Linked DNA regions of Homo sapiens: region 1 is linked to region 2. Evidence: chromatin contacts called from ENCODE Hi-C or POLR2A ChIA-PET data. All regions are on one chromosome and are shown on one strand. Each heading gives the region's core, a stretch centred on a gene start or an enhancer-like site at or near the end of the contact. The rest is flanking DNA. Distances are from core to core; before and after follow the strand shown.

Region 1 (5,012 bases), core at 517-3,016, 84 kb before region 2:
TGATTGGAGGAAATACCCAGCCACATGCACTCACCCACCAACAGCCAGAGTGGCATAGACAGGTTGCTGGTGGTGCCCATGCCCTTCCAGGGGACTCAGCTGACTCAGACAGACAGGAAATGCCCAGAGGTCAGAGAGCATAAAAGGAGAGTAGCAGAAAACAAAGAAGGGGAACCATTTAATTGTTATTTGGGATATTCTCTGCCTTAGAAAGGAACCCTTTATATGGCTTCATGAATGAATGTTTATCTGTATGCTGATATGTTGGAAAATATGGACATTTTAATGAATACATGTATGAAATTGTATGTTTACATGTATTTGTGCTGCGGTATATTAACCTGTGTATTTGTTTGGCATACTTTCTTAGCATGTTCAACTGTGTGTGTTTGTGTATGTATAACACATCTACGTGTGTGTAGTATGTTATCGAACATGTGTGCATGCACATGTAGGAGCCCCAGTACCATGTTTTTCCACCATTTGTAGGTGTCCATGGACATTCCCAACATAGAAATCAGAGCCTTAAGCCACCTCCAAGGGAAGGCTGAGGTCCCACTGATCGTTCATAGAGCCTCTGTTTATCCTTCTTCTCTTGCCAGGAGCCAACCCCCTGCAGAGGAATGAAATGGGACACACACCCTTGGATTATGCCCGAGAAGGGGAAGTGATGAAGCTTCTGAGGACTTCTGAAGCCAAGGTAAGTCTCAGGGAAGGGAGGAGGCCTGTGGGTACTCCATGCATCATTTAATCCTTCACTCATTAAATTATGTCAGGCTTTACACCAAAGGCCACTTCTCCTTAGGTGATTATTATCTGTTTAAATACAGATATTATCTGTATTATTATCTGTTGATTATTATCTGTTTAAATACAAATCCAGCCCCCAGTCTCATCAAGAATAGGAAGCTGCCCCTATCATGACCAGGGAGCGGCCTTGGCCACTTCTGGCTTCTGAGCATTACCTTTAAATTTGGTTTATGAAGTGATGGATCTCCCAGGTCCTTTTCAGAGGAGGGGGTTCTAGCCAGACAAAATCCTTAGCCCAAGCAAAGATTTTGGTCATATTTTTCCTAGGCCTCATGTATTCTACAGTCTCATCAAACAATCTTTTCTTATCATCATTCTTTCTAGAACTATTCCTTCACCCCTCCCCTCCACACACACTCCAGAAAGCCTAGTATAGAATCTGAGCCAAAAAACCCTCCATTCTAATTCTGTTTTCCCAACCAAACTTTTGAACTCCTGAAAACAGGGCTAAGTCTTCCACCTCTCCCAGCCACAGAGCTGTAACTCAGGAACTACTGGACAGAATCCAAGAACTAGAATCACAAATCTGAGAGCTGGCAAGGACCTTAGAAATCAAGTCCAGTGATGGGAAATCTTACAAAAACATAAGCCAATAAATCAGAGGAAAATTGAGTTGTTCGAGTTGAAGGAGAGAGATGGACTAGAGCACTGCCCACGTGGCCTGCCCTTCACTCCTGCCCTTCACTCAGCCTCTGAGGGGACTCTGCTGTTGCCACAAGTTTCAATCTCTGAAACCTAAATCAGCTGACTTATTTTACTCCTGGAGAAACTGGAGCCCAGGGCTGTGATGTGGCTTGCCTTTGGTCCCAGAGTGAGTTAGCATCAAAACTGAACATAATAGGCTTGACTACAGGTCATGTGGTAGGTTCAGTGGCAGGACGGGGACTGGAAGACCTGGTTTTTGACTTTTGTGCCCTTTCCAGCCTCATGGAGTCTGTTATCCACAAATTGGCTGAAGTACCTTGAGATGATTCAGTGTGGCAGGTCCCACCTAGTGGCAAATATTCTCTGTCTTGAGTCCAAGCACTTAGCTCCCTGGACTGAGACTGAAGAGATGTGGGTTCTGATCCTAGCTTCACCACTCACTGCCCATGTGACCTTGGGCTACCACATCCCCTCATTAAAGCTCAGTCTTCTGTGATATGAAAACATTGTACTAAATGGTTTCTAATGTTCTAGGCAACATATGATTGTCTATGGATCAGTCAGGATAAGCTAGATTATGCTATTGTAACAACCCCAAATTTCAGTGGTTTAAAACAAAACAAAATAAGATTTATTTTTGCCTTATGTTGCATGTTCCTTGTGGTTGTGGGTGAGGGGCAGACTCTGTTCATCCTAGGCACTTAGGGATCCCAGCAGGCAGAGCAGCCACCCACTGGAATGTTGCTAGTTGCTTGCCAGAGGGAAAAGGATGCTCTGAAGGGTCTTACATCTGCAGTTAAATGCTCAGCCTAGAAGGAGGATCCTTTTCTTCCACTCACTATTCATTGGCCAGAACTAATCCCATGTTTCAAACCAATCATAAGGGGGGCCAAGAAGAGTGATCCTACCATGTGCCTAGAATGGGAGAGCTGGAAATATTTGGTAATCAACATGAACCATACAGAGTTTGCCTCCCTGGTATTTTTAGTAACTGTTTTGCAGTAGTTTCTTCTGGAGAAGGGAAGGAATTAGGAAGGGTGACTAGCTTTTCACAGCCCATCCCCGGGGGCCCTTGTGACCAGAAAGAACTACTAAATTTCAGAGGGCAAATGCTTCTTTCCTTTTGTTCAGATTTTTCTGTCCTAGGAGCAGGTCAGGAGGTCAGGTCAACTTCCTTAAGTGCCTTAAGGAAATCCCTCAGCACTGTTGTGCATAATCTTAGGGACTGCATGCTCATCATCAGCTCCCCTTTCAAGCCCAGTGGCTTTTGCCTGAGAGACCAGCCCTAGACTTGGCCAAGAGTACCTGTAGCTTTTGAGCTTGTGTGACATAGAGCAGGTACTGGTCTGGCCACTGAAGCAAGAGAACAGGCCCCTTAGTGCCAGCGCTGGTGGAGGGGTTAGGCCCACTGAGGGACCCTTCACAAAATTTAGCTGCCCAAGGGAAGTGGCTTGAAGTTGGCCACATTATTACAGGGCTAATGTCCAGAGTGAACAAATGGCAGTTGCAATCCCCTGTGCCAGTCAGACCCTTCTGGAGCATGGAGGGCAATTACAGACACCATATTCGAAGTAGACATTGATCTCTTAGAATCTGTGCAGAAAAGGGCAGTAGGGTGGCAGGAGGAACTATGCCATGAGAGAAAGCTGATGGTAATAGGGCATCTGGCCAGAAGAGGAAGAGCATAGAAACAGCTCTGAGTGAGAGGGAGTGAGATTTATTCCATGGCAGAGCCAGAGTGGCTAGGCTTATTGGGCAGCAGCTTCAGGGAAGAGCCCCTAACACAGCTGTCCCACCATGGAGGGGCTGCCTTAGAGGCTAAGAAGACCACTTGGAGCCAGTCCAGGGATTCCCTAGCTCTCAGCTGGAAGATCATTTCATCCGTTGTCACTCTGTGCACTTGATCCCTTCATCCAGTCTGGACTTTCTCCATTCTGAATGTGTCCACTGAGCATCTCCACCTAATTGCTTTGCTGTCCCATCAGATTCTACCTATGTGAAGCACCCCTCAGCCCTCCCTGGATGCCAACGGCATTGGCTTTCTCTGAGTTGTTCAGCATCTACTTGGTCACCCATTCATTCTGTTCTGCATTTTTCCTCCAAACTGCAAAAAGCTTCCTCTTCAAAATTGTGAGGCAGGCTTTTGTGGGAAGAACACCATTTTAGACCTGGTTTCTTCTCCCTCTGCCAGTAAGTAAGAAGCAGCTGCCTCTGAGTTCAGGCCCTGCATCTGTAACATAATGACTCAGGCCTGGAGGCTGCTGAAGCTCCAGCCTGGGCCCCATCTCCTGGCTCTTTGTCTAGACATGGGTTGCTGTCACTCTGATCTTATCTGGCTCCCCTTCTCTCTGCTCAGCATCCCCCTGCCACCCTGCTCAGCCTCCTCCACCTCCACCTACCACTCTGTAGTCAAATTATGCTCATAGAAAACTTGTATTAAAGTTGTATGTCCCATTATAGAAGTTTTAGAGATACAGAAAAGTAAAATGAAGAGAAATAAATAATATAGTACATATTTATGAATGACATCTATGTGCCAGGTTCTGGGCTAGATGGGAAGAAGACTGATGAGTAAAACACTCAAGGAGCTATAGTCTGATAGGGAGACAGGCAAGTAAACCATGACACCACTGAGTCATCAGTGGTATGACTTATCAAGGAAGACTTCCTGGAAGAGATGACAACTGAGCTGAATTTAATTCAAAGACTCTAGCCCTCCTACCAAGACATAACCACTATTAATATTTTTAATTAATTATAACAATGATATATACTGTTTTTATCAAATGCATCTAGGTAGTGTGCCAGGTGCTCAAATACATATTTTTCTAACCCTGTAGCAAATCTGTGAAGTAGTTCTTGTTACCCCTGTTTCAGATGGGAAAACTAAAGCTGCAGGAAAGCAAGCAGATGATTTACAGAAAACCAAGTTGTTATAAGTGACTATTAGGAATTGAACAATAGGTTTCCTCTTATGATACTGTATTAGCCTTCTCTGGATCATATCTATGTATAGTTATATAGATGGCCTTTTTTGTAAAAAATGTGGTTGACAGTCCACCATATATACCAGGAGTCTCAGACTGGCAGCCGCATTTTATATAGCCACCCAGAGTTTTCCAAAAATGTGAAGGTAATGCCTTGGGGATTGGGAGTGTGCACTGTCCAGCCACAGGGCCCCCCATTCCCTCTTATATTATGTCCTCGATTATCAGACACTTTTGTTTCCTACTTGGCCCTGAAGGAGTTACAATCCTATTCTATATTTGGAATTTGGTTTTTATTCACTTAATATTATTGGTGATTTTTCCATTTAAAATTATCCATAAGCCTAATTTTTTATTTAATTCTGCCCTTTAAAATGCATCATTTACCCTAGAATCTCTGTCACCTTAAGTGGTCTGAATGATGTGTCCCTCACTGTTGGCTTCCTCAGTTCTCTCAGCATTCTGTGCGCCGAAGCCTCCTTAGGCCCCCTGAGAATATCCAGAGGTGATGAGGCCCAGCCCCTGTCCCTGAGTTTGCCATCTGGCTGGGGGAGAGGCAGGCACTCTTAG
Region 2 (5,226 bases), core at 1,689-4,188:
ATGGGAGGGTCTGAGAGCAGTGATCCCATCTGATTTCCCAATTCTGAGATCCCTTGGACTCCCTGTAGAGTATATATTGAGGGGGAGAGGTGCACCTCACACACCAGGAGGGATAACTTTTTGAAGCAGTTGAGCTGTCAGGTCTCAATCTCTACAAGTTTAGACCTAAAAAGTCATTTGAGAAAAACAGAAAATAGCAAGTGTTGGCAAGGATGTGTCAAAATTGGAATACGGATGCATTGCTGGTGAGAATGTAAAATGGAAAAGCCTCTGTGGAAAACATTGTGGCAGTTCCTTGAAAAACAAAAAGAGAATTACTGTATGATCCAGGAATTCCACTTCTGGGTATATATTGAAAAGAATTGAAAGCAGATACAAATATGTTAGGCAGATATGTGTACACCCATGTTCATAGCAGCATTATTCACAACAGCTAAAATGTGGAAGCAACCCGAATGTCCACGGATGGATGGATGGATAAGGAAATGGGATATATAAAAGGAGTTATGCCAAAAAGACAAATACTGGGCTGAGTGTGGAGGCTCACACCTGTAATTCCAATACTCTGGGAGGCTGAGGTGGGAGGATCGCTTGAGCCCAGAAGGTTGAGGCAGCAGTGAGCTATGATCCCACCTCTGCACTGCAGCCTGGGTGACAGAGTAAGAGTATCTCAAAAATAAGTAAGTAAACAGACAAATACTGTATGATTCCACTTATACGAGGTCCCTGGTCAAAATAACAGAGACCAGCCTGGGCAACATAGTGAGACCCCCATCTCTACAGAAGATTTAAAAATTAGCTAGGCATGGTGGTGTGCACGTGTAGTCCCAGCTACTCAGGACGCTGAGGCGGGAGGATCGCCTGAGCCAAGGAATGCAAGACTGCACCATGATCTCGTTGCTGTACTCCAGCCTGAGTGACAGAGTGAAAGACTGTCTGAAAAAAAAAAACACAAAATCATAGGGACAGAAAGAGGAATGGCGGTTTGCAGGTAGGATGGGGAAATGGAAGGTGTTGTTTAACGGGTAGAGTTTTGATTTTACAGGATTCAAAGAGTTATGGAGATGGATGTATTAATACATAAATATGAATGTATTTACTACCACAGAACTATAGCTCAAAGTGGCTAAGATGGTAAATTTTATGTTATGTGTATTTTGCCACAATAAAAACATTTGACAAGAGGTAATTTGAGAAACCTCAAAGAAATCCCCTGGCATGGAGTGGTTCCGGAGATTGGGGATAGAGAGTCCTCCTGGGAAGCCCAGAACGGATGATGGGGGAAGGATTACCTGAGGAGAGGCGCACTCCCCTCTGTCCTGACAAACTTGGGGAGAATTCCAGGAGTCCTTCTATCAACCCCCAAGGACTTCAGCTGGAAACAAAGACACGCCCTTCCCGCGGCTTCTCCATGGGTCTAGGACTCCCCATCTACAAGACCTGCCAAGATCGGTGGAAGAGGCTGGGGGTTGAGTGGACGAGCTGCCCAACCCAGCTCAGGAGCGACGGAAAAGTTATCTGTTCCCTTCTCTTGGTAAGGATTCTGAATGTGTCCCGCTGTCCCACAGCACGAGGGAGCTGGTGACTGAATCTGTGCAGGGATGTCTGGGCCAGGTGCAGACTGAGTCTAGGTGGTTTCCCTGGAGAAAAAAAGCGGGGGGCCCTGGAGAACAGGGGTAAGAGACTGAAGAACAATAAAGAGGTCACGGGGTACGTTCCCTTTCTGACATCCATCGCATCCTGAGCCCAAGGTCACAGGAGAGGGTCGCATACTGCAGATGGAGCTGAGGGAACGGGGGGAGAGGCAGGCGGGCCCTGAAGGTGCAAGGTCGTGTGGGCCTCGGGACAAGTCAGGGTAGAGGGACCTGGCTCCCACGACCCTCCCTCTCCGCAGCCCCGTGGAGGCCGCACCCCAGAGCCTCCAGCATCATCCCTGGGCCCCTCTGCGCTCCAGCCCTCGTGTCTAAGCTCCCCGGAGGCGTTTTCTCTCCGCTCTCAGCCTCTGCTCCCGCGCTTGTGGCTGTCCCTGGCCCTGTCTCTCTCAGACTGTCCCTGGGCATATGTGTCTGTCTCACGATTCCTGCCTCTGTTTTGTCTCATCCCTCCCTTGCTCTCCACCGCAGTCCTGGTTGCCGTCCATGTCTCATCCCGACCCCTTCTGTCTCCATGCCTCCCTCACTCTCTTTCTCGTCCCCCTGTCTCCCTGTCTCCTCTTGTCTCTCTCTTAACCTCATCTCCTGTCTCTGCCCTGTCCCCGCTCCATCCTGTCTCTCTCTTACCCTCATCTCCTGTCTCTGCCCTGTCCCCGCTCCATCCTGTCTTTCGCTGTGTATGTTCCGTCCTTGTCTCCCTCTGTGTACCTGTATCTCTTGTCCCTGTCTCCATCACTGTTTCTGCCCCTTTCTCTCCCGGTCTCTGTTTCCTCTGTCTATCCACGTCCCTTCCCTGTCCCCATCCCAGGCTCCGTCTCTTCCCGGTCTCCATCCCCCTTCCTGGGCCGCCTCCGCAGTCTCCGCCGGGATGGGACCTCGCTGGGGGCGGGGCTGAGGGGCCAGATCGGAATAACTCGGTTATCAGAGCGAATTGAATTAACTTCTTCACACGAGCGCCGCCAGGCCTGCCTCCCCTCCCTTCCGCGGGGCCGCAGGTGGGGAGGCCCGGGAAAAGGGTCGGGACCCTCTGGCCTCGGACGCTGTGTAGAGACCGAAGGTCTGGTCCGGATTGGGGCAGGATAGGGACTCCGGGGATAGGGTCCCGCGCATCCCAGCTCCACACCTCTGAGCCCTAAGACGGCGGCGGGGACCCTTCGGGGTGGGGGTCGGGGCGGCTTTGGGCGGTGTCTGGGCCTCCTAGGCCCCGCCCCTTCGGAGCTCGCCCCGCCCCGCCCCCCTCCGCGGGGTCCTGCGCGTTAAAAGGCGCGCGGGCCGGGCTGGCTGCACTTGCGTTGCACCCGGGCTGAGTGCGGCCGCGACGGGGCGGGCGGACTCTCGGGCGCTCAGAGCTGGCCTCGGGTCCTCGGAGCCTGGCGCTCGAACCTCCCTTCCGACCTCCACCCGGACCCCGACCCCGACCCGGCCTGGCCCGGCCCCCGCCCCCGCCCCCCGGGCCGATGGACTACTCCTACCTCAATTCGTACGACTCGTGCGTGGCGGCCATGGAGGCGTCCGCCTACGGCGACTTTGGCGCCTGCAGCCAGCCCGGCGGCTTCCAATACAGCCCCCTGCGGCCCGCTTTCCCCGCGGCAGGGCCGCCCTGCCCCGCGCTCGGCTCCTCCAACTGCGCACTTGGCGCCCTACGCGACCACCAGCCCGCGCCCTACTCGGCAGGTGAGCGCAGCCCCGGCCCAACCCTCCCTCCAATTCCTGCAGAATCCCTGGGCCCGCTCGCCAAGTGAATGCGACTGTCCCCCTCAGCCGCCCCCATTCCTGCCTTGGCCAGACCCTCCAATGCCCCGAGAGACCCCCAGAATACGAGGTTCTCCTCCGCAGGAATGAGCCTCACCCTCTCATCTCTCCTGTTCCTTTTTCTCGTTGCCAAATCTCTGTCTCGTGCCCTTCAGGTCAAGGAAATATATCCCCATCCAGCTCTGGGCCCCTTACCAGGCCTTCCCCTCACCACCTGCAAAGACTGACCACTAAACCTCTACAAGCGCTGGATCTTTGAAAAAGGCTCCCAGCCCAGCCCTATCACCACTTATCACCCCACCCCATCACCGCTGCCCCACGAGATGCATGACCCCCAGCAAGGACCTCTCCAGGCAGCTGAGCTGCCCAGACGGGAAGCTTCCTAGAGCTCGCGTGGCCATCAGGCCCCTCCTGCCCTGTCTTGGACCCACGCTGCCTGGGACCGAACCCTTCTGTAGCCACCAAAACCAGATCCCGTAGCCCGCAATAAAGGGGCCCGGGTTTTTAAGCCACTTGTATTTCCCCATTCCCCCAGACTCTCCCAGCTAGAGTTCTGTAGAACCCGGAAGCAGCTCCTGCATCCCCAAGACTTTAGATCCAAGTCCCTGTCCAAACCCTCAACCTCACTGAGCTTCTCAGTCATCTCAGCCCTCTGATTAGAGTCCCAGCCTGCCCTATGTAATCTTATCGCCTTCCCTCCTGGGAAGACTGCCGGGGACCCAAGTAGAAGACTGGGGCCTAAGGGCCAGGCGCGGTGGCTCATGCCTGTAATCCCAGCACTTTGGGAGGCCAAGGCGGGTGGATCACTTGAGGTCAAGAGTTCAAGACCAGCCTAACCAACATGGTGAAACCCCATCTCCATTAAAAATACAAAAAAAAAAAAAAATTAGCTGGGCATGGTGGCCCACGCCTGTAATCCCAGCTACTTGGGAGTCTGAGGCAGGAGAATCGCTTGAACCTGGGAGGCAGAGGTTGCAGTGAGCTGAGACTGTGCCATTGCATTCCAGCCTGGGTGACAGAATGAGACTCGGTCTCAAAAAAAAAAGAAGAAGAAGAAGAAGAAGACTGGGCCCTAGGCTGGGGTTTGGGGAAGAGATACGAGAAATGAGAACCTGGATTTGGAGAAATGAGGCCCAGGGTGGGGAGATTGGGTACCCTGAGCCAGATGAGGGTAGGGATTGGGAAGAGGGGAGACAGCCTCCAGAGATACAGGGTTTTGAGACCAGAGAGATGGGGATAAGGTACAGAGAGATGGGAGCAGAGATGGAAGCACTGGAAATCCTAGGAGAAATGGGGACTCAGGGTTGGGGAGATAGAGATAAGTATCAGGCGATGGGGACCAAAGAAGATTAGAAATAGAGATGACGAAGATAAGAATACAAATGGGGTGCTGGAGACAAGAATCAGGGGAGATGGAGGCCTGGATGGGACAAAGATGAGATTGGAGACCCCTGGTGAATATGAAGACTTAAACCAGGGTTACAGACAGGGAAGGGAAGTACTGTCAGAAACACTACCTATGGGGCAGTGGAGACTGGGATGGGTATAGGAAGAGAGTTGGGGGGCAGTGTTGGCTTTGGAGGAGATGGGACATGGAGAAGGTGCCTGGGGAGGAAGAAGGAGGGCAAAGAGAAGATGGAGGAAGTCTTCTCAATGGGCGCAAAGAGAAGATGGAGGAAGTCTTCTCAATGGGCACAAAGAGAAGAGTGGCTGAGAAATGGAAAGTTGAAGAGAGATTCAAATGGAGGAAGATTAGGAAGAGGAGAGGGGGACATCTAGGGGAGAATGGGGGTCAGGGGAGTGGGGCAGAATTGAAGAAATG

What was found. A loop is a pair of places that touch in the nucleus more often than their neighbours do. ChIA-PET counts read pairs that join two places held with the same protein, here RNA polymerase II (POLR2A).
Region 1: POLR2A ChIA-PET joins it to region 2 with 81 read pairs in SK-N-SH. The contact joins the enhancer-like site here to the promoter of PHOX2A in region 2. A Hi-C loop is called at or near these places in 1 of 168 maps with a recorded cell type or tissue (endothelial cell of hepatic sinusoid). POLR2A ChIA-PET finds 5 or more read pairs at or near these places in 1 of 52 experiments (SK-N-SH).

The regions. Positions count from the first base shown.
Region 1 is chr11:72,325,395-72,330,406 of GRCh38, reverse strand. It overlaps CLPB (ClpB family mitochondrial disaggregase), which reads left to right. Exons shown (of 16, transcript NM_001258392.3): 6 at 603-700. Among named protein-coding and RNA genes, the nearest start is that of PHOX2A, 84 kb to the right of the region's middle. Within about 2 kb of position 1,766, at least 2 of the 41 ENCODE cell types and tissues checked have a DNase peak (open chromatin) inside an H3K27ac peak, as active enhancers do.
Region 2 is chr11:72,241,888-72,247,113 of GRCh38, reverse strand. PHOX2A (paired like homeobox 2A) reads left to right here and starts at 2,938. Exons shown (of 3, transcript NM_005169.4): 1 at 2,938-3,326. The coding sequence starts at 3,110.